Regions from separate parts of the Homo sapiens genome. Here region 2 is linked to region 1. Evidence: chromatin loops called from intact Hi-C (ENCODE). Cell type or tissue: PC-9. All regions are shown on one strand. Links, peaks and the distances in the headings refer to the core of each region. The heading gives the core; the rest is flanking DNA.

The links. Peaks named below come from ENCODE experiments on the same cell type or tissue, not always from the same donor. Only the 100,000 strongest peaks of a DNase experiment are listed, where the experiment ranks them.
Region 2: it touches region 1 in a loop (3-fold over the local background); 7 of 110 quality-filtered maps call a loop at or near these places.

Annotation. Positions count from the first base shown.
Region 1 is chr3:133,590,011-133,592,937 of GRCh38, forward strand. CDV3 (CDV3 homolog) reads left to right here. Exons shown (of 5, transcript NM_017548.5): 5 at 1-251. Among named protein-coding and RNA genes, the nearest start is that of CDV3, 18 kb to the left of the region's middle. In PC-9, for the core only: no CTCF peak of the experiment used is centred there; a DNase peak (open chromatin) is centred at 1,601; H3K27ac peaks cover 730 bases.
Region 2 is chr3:133,643,158-133,646,084 of GRCh38, forward strand. TOPBP1 (DNA topoisomerase II binding protein 1) reads right to left here. Exons shown (of 28, transcript NM_007027.4): 11 at 863-1,206; 12 at 43-215. Among named protein-coding and RNA genes, the nearest start is that of TOPBP1, 17 kb to the right of the region's middle. In PC-9, for the core only: no CTCF peak of the experiment used is centred there; a DNase peak (open chromatin) is centred at 1,794; H3K27ac peaks cover 1,135 bases.

The DNA of each region.
Region 1 (2,927 bases), core at 219-2,718:
AGTGGAGGTGTTATGTAAAGGCATATTGTACTCGAAATCTGAAGACCTGCAGCAGATTTAAATTACAACTCTTGTTATAACTTTTTAAAAGATTGTGAAAATATCAAAATATAAATGAATCAAGTTTTAATATACTGTATGATGGGTGGATGAGGCTGTCCATTGTACCATTTGTTTGAATTCTCAGGCATGGTTTGGCAGTGCAAGAATTCTGTAACATTAACAAATTCAATAAAAAGTAAATATATGGATTTTGGACTGTAATGGTTATTTTAAAGCCTTATTCTGTCTTTGAAAATGGTGAGTTGAGGTCACACCTCTCTTGCTGTGGGAAGGTGAAGATGCTCTAAACTCAGGGGTGTACTTTTTTTTTTTTTTGAGACAGTTGCTCTGTCGCCCAGGCTGGAGTGCAGTGATGTGATCTTGGCTCACTGCAACCTCCGCCTCCCTGGTTCAAGCGATTCTCCTGCCTCAGCCTCCTGAATAGCTGGGATTACAGGCGTGCACCACCACACCCAGCTAACTTTTGTATTTTTAGTAGAGACGGGGTTTCACCATGTTGGCCAGGCTGGTCTTGAACTCCTGACCTCGTGTTGCACCTGCCTCGACCTCCCAAAGTGCTGGGATTACAGGCGTGAGCCACCGGGCCTGGCCAGGAGTGTACTTTCTGTTTCAGAAGTGTTTACAGAGTACTCAAGCATAAAAAAGACCGATGAGGATTTAGGCAAACCAAAGACAGTAAAAAAAGAAATAGAAAATTTAAAAAATACAACACGCATGAAAGTGGCTGCAAAGCTGTGACAAATATTTTTGGAAAACTTGAAATACACATTTGTCCTTGTTGCTGTATTAAATTTTGTTACCTTAAACTATGGCAAAGGAATCTAAAATCTTTATATAGACTAAGGATTTAAGGCTTTGTTCGATTAATCTTACAATTCTCAAAAACAGTAATTTTAAATTTCAGGATTTAGTTTGGATTATAGTCCCTCGATTTCTAAATTAGCAAAAGTATATTTCAGTCATTTTGGTAGTGGAGTTTAAATATGTAATGTTAACAATTTACTATTTGATTATTCTTTGTGCTTGATTGAGATCTTTTTTTTTTTTGACAACCTTATTTAAGATAGAACACACACACAAACTCACACTCTATCAGTCTTCCCTGCTTTAATTTCTTCTATAGTTTTAACTTTTTAGATAAAAGTCACTCTTTTCAAAAAGAAAAAAAGAGACAGGGTCTTGTGCTGGAGTGCAGTGGCGCAATCATAGTCCCCTGCAGCCTTTAACTCCTGGGATCAAGGAATCCTCCCGCTTCAGCCTGCTGAGTAGCTGGGATTAATGTGTGTGCTACCAAGCACTATTTTGTTTTTTAAGAGATGGGGTCTTGCTATGTTGCCCAGGCTGTTCTCAAGCTTCCTGGTCTCAAGCAGTCCTCCTCTGCGTCCCAAAGTGCTGGAATGTTTTACAGCCACTTTGGGAGCCACTACACCTGGCCAAAAGTCACCTTTTGAAGTGTACAATTTAAGAATTTCTTATATTCTCAAAGTTATGCAACCATCACCACTCTTAAAATTCTTGAACATTTTCATCACCCCAAAAAGAAATTCTATTGTTATTAGTCATCATTTTCTTCTTTCCTCCCAAATTCCTCAGTCCTAGGCAGCCACTATTGTATTGTCTCTAGTTTCTTTTTTCTGTTTTTTTTTTTTTTTTTTTTTTGAGACAGTCTTGCTGTCACCCAGGCTGGAGTGCAGTGGCACATTGTCAGCTCAATGCACCCTCCGCCTCCCGGATTCAAGTGATTCTCCTGCCTCAGCCTCCCCGAGTAGCTGGGATTACAGGCACCCACCACCACGACTGGCTAATTTTTGAATTTTTAATAGAGATGGGGTTTCACCATATTGGCCAGGCTGGTCTCAAACTCCAGACCTCAGGTGATCCACCCGCTTTGGCCTCCCAAAGTGCTGGGATTACAGCTGCATGAGCCACCGTGCCCGGCCTAGATTTTCTCATTCTGGTCATTTCATATAAACAGGGTTATACAATTTGTTTTTCAGAGACTGGCTTCTACACTTGTTTTTGAGCATGTTTTTGAGGCTTAGCATGTATCAGTGCTTCGTTTTTATTGCTAAACAATATAGGTAATTGTATGGGTATACCACGTTTAAATTGTACATTCATCTGTTGGACATTGGGGTTGTTTCATTATTATGAATGATGTTGCTATGAACTTTCATGTACAAGTTTTTGTATCAACATTTCCAATTCTCTTGGGTATATACTTAGAGATGAAAGGCTGTATCACTTTGAGGAACTGCCAAACTCTTCTAAAGTAGCCTCACCATATTATATATTACTATTCCCACCAGCAGTGTCAGAGGATTCCAGTTTCTCCAATATCCTTGTGATCACTTGTTTCAGATTGGTTCTAGTCTTCCGAGTGGGTGTGAAGTATCTCATTATGGTTTTATTTTGCATTCCTATAATGACTAGTGATGTTGAGCATCTTTAAATGTGCTTACTGGCCATCTGTATGTCTTTGGAAAAATGTGTATTCAAATCCTCTGCCAATTTCTAAATTGGTTTACTTATAATTTTATTGTTGAGTTGCAAGTGTTTTAAATTTCAGGTGCTACTTCTTTGTCAGATACATGAATTGTAAACATTTTCTCCTACCATTTTTCCCTTTCTTAGAAGTGTCTTTTGGAGTACAAAATTTTCAATTTTGATGAAGTCCACCTTTTCTATTCTTTAGTTGCTTGTGCTTGGGTGTTATATCTAAGAAAACATTGCCTAACCCAAGTCATAAAGATTTATGCCTATTTTCTTCTAAGAGTTTTATGTTTTTAGCTCTTTCATTTAGGTCTTTGGTCTATTTTAATTTTTTTTATTGTGACTTAGGGCTCCAGCTTCATTCTTCTGCA
Region 2 (2,927 bases), core at 240-2,739, 53 kb after region 1:
AAGATACACCAATACAACAGGTGCATTAAAAATATTACATACCTTGCTCCAAGGAGGTTTGCTAGGAATGTTAAAGACTCTTTTTCTGCTCCAGCACACTGGCTAAATGAAATAACACAATCCTCTAAAGGAGTCATTCCTGTCATTACTGGAACTGGTGTGAAGAGAGGATTCGACTTTGGATCAAACAAAGTCTGATAGTCTATGCAAGTAACCTTTTAAAAACAAAAGAAATAGTAAAGCCAACCTGAAATAAGCAACCAGTGGTTAACACTGGTTCAGGTACAGAAGCAATAATTTAGTTTTGATAAGAAGAAATTTTACTTTAATACAAACTTGTGTATGCTCATTCTCAATACATTTCATATCATAATGTTAGAGTATATATATACATACACACATATACATACATCGACTAATTACATTAGGCTATTAAAATCGGTAAGATCTATTATTAGAGTTACTGAATGTTGCTTTAAATTTCATTCCTTCTAATGTATTAGTTTATACTATTTTTCTCATAATTCTTGGAATGTTAAAAAAAAAAAAATCAACAGTGAAATTACCAGTGATGCTTTGGTTATGAGAAAACAAGACAAATAGTATGAGATGACCCTAGAGTGACCTCCTAAGAAGGAATGTTGCTGCTGTGGCCCTGGGAAACAGTAATCTCTACTGTATCGGGATTAGGCCAAGAAGCTTGCACATTTAATTTTGAATTTCCCTTGCTAAAAGCAAAATCAAGAGTGTTCAAGTCCAAGCATTGATTTACTGTAACTGAACTGTCTAAGAAATAAACATTAACCTTCTTGGCATTCAGATATCCTTCGATACTTTATTTCAACCACTAGTGTTGTCTTACCAGCCATGTATTTGTAACAACTTCTCCCACAGTGGCTTCCACTTCACACCCCAGCAGAGGAACCACAGCATAATCCGCAACAGTTCTGCTCAGAAGGGACATGATTTTCCCAGCATTTTCTTTTATGATGTTTGCGATGTTAGATTCATTTTCATTACTAAAACCCAAAACAAGGAAACTCTTTTGGCTAAATAAGCCTTCTTCAGTAATTGTAGAAACATCAGGGACACAATGACTGACAGAAGACTGGTTTTCTTCTTGCAAAGAAATGTGAGTAGAATCATTCAAGGGCTCAGCATGAGTAGAATCATTAAAGGGCCTGGCTTCAGACGTCTTAGCCTCAACTGAAAGAGAAAAGTAAATGTTTTCTAACCAACAATTTACCTTATACAGTTTACTTCCTAGCAAGGATATTAACGTAACATGGAATCTGATAATTTTGACCATACTTACAAAACTAAAGCTTACGTGTATAATAAAGGGATATGGATTCACCCCGTCTTCGGGGTTACCAAGAGTCCTTATCAGTATTACCATCATCCATTGGGAAGGACAAGAGCAATCATGTTAGTTCTAGGTATTCCTAGTATAATGGAAACTTGAATTAGTTTAAAATTATATAGCTCCAACAGGACTTAGTTCCAAAACTGGTTTAGATGATTCACCATAAAATTAAGAAACTATCATTAAGAAAAAAATTAACAAGTCTAAATGGTATAACTGTCAAGTCCTTAACATGGAACATGTTAACATGGAAATAACTATAAGGAAGTGGCTGGCAAATCCTAAAATATTTATTGTCTACTCCTTTAGAGAAAAAGTTTGCCCTGCTATGTGATTCCAACAAGGCTGGAAGCTATCCAAGAATCACTCTTTCATTTATATAAGCACTGTGACTAAGTGCTTTACAAATGCATGTAATGCTCACATAATGCTAACTGTGAGGCTGATACTATCAGTACATCCCTTTTGTACAAAAGGAGTCTCAGGCTTGAAGAGGTTATGTAACTTGCCTAAGGTCACACAGTTAAGTGGCAGAAATGAGATACAAACCAAAGTCTGTCTAACTCCAGAGTTCACACCACCATGTTATAGTGCCATCTTCGTACTTCTATCCTCATCTCCAACAGACACTAGCATTTTCATTTTTAAGTAAATTGTAATATACATTAGGAACTTGTAAATTAAGTACACTGCAATATATATTAGGAACTTATGACTCCTACTAAACATAAGTATTAAAATTGTACTTATTCGCACTAAGGAAGCATAGTTTTGTCTAGGGAGTTTACTGGTCAGTAAGTCAGGAGAGCTGGGTTCTAGTTTTATAGTCTCTTTGACCCTTGGTTTCATAATATAAGGAATAAAGGGTAATAGTATACTTATAATTTACAGATATACTCATGGGAATGAATATGCTTAGATGGAATTAAAGGTGAGGCAATACTATAAAACATTCCGGAAAGTTTTTTAAACAGTTTTGTTAAAATGTAAAGTTTGTTTTATAAGTAAAAACCTTCTTATTTTTTGCAAGTACAATTATTTTGCAGTCACATCTAGGAGAAAAAAATAACTTTTTTCGACGTCTATATGTTGTTGGTAAGATGGGAAGGAGGAAGAAATCCAGTAGAATTTTAGACTACTACTATAAAAACAAAGTAGAAATACTAAGTTCTTATAAACCATCAGTAAAACTCTGAAGTTATTAAGAGACTCATAATAAACTAACATGTTCTACAGCAGTTCTTTCCGTTTATTTTAGCAGTAGGATCTCTTTTCAAACAGACCGCACCCAAAAGCCTAAGAGATACTACATAATAAACCTATCATTCAAAAAGCTCCCCTAGGGCCGGGCGCGGTGGCTCATGCCTGTAATCCCAGCACTTTGGGAGGCTGAGGTGGGTGGATCACAAGGTCAGGAGTTCAAGAGCAGCCTGGCCAACATGGAGAAACCCCATCTCTACTAAAAATAGAAAAATTAGCTGGGCATGGTGGCACGTGCCTGTAATCCCAGCTACTTGGGAGGCTGAGGCAGGAGAATCACTTGAACCCAGAAGGCAGAGGT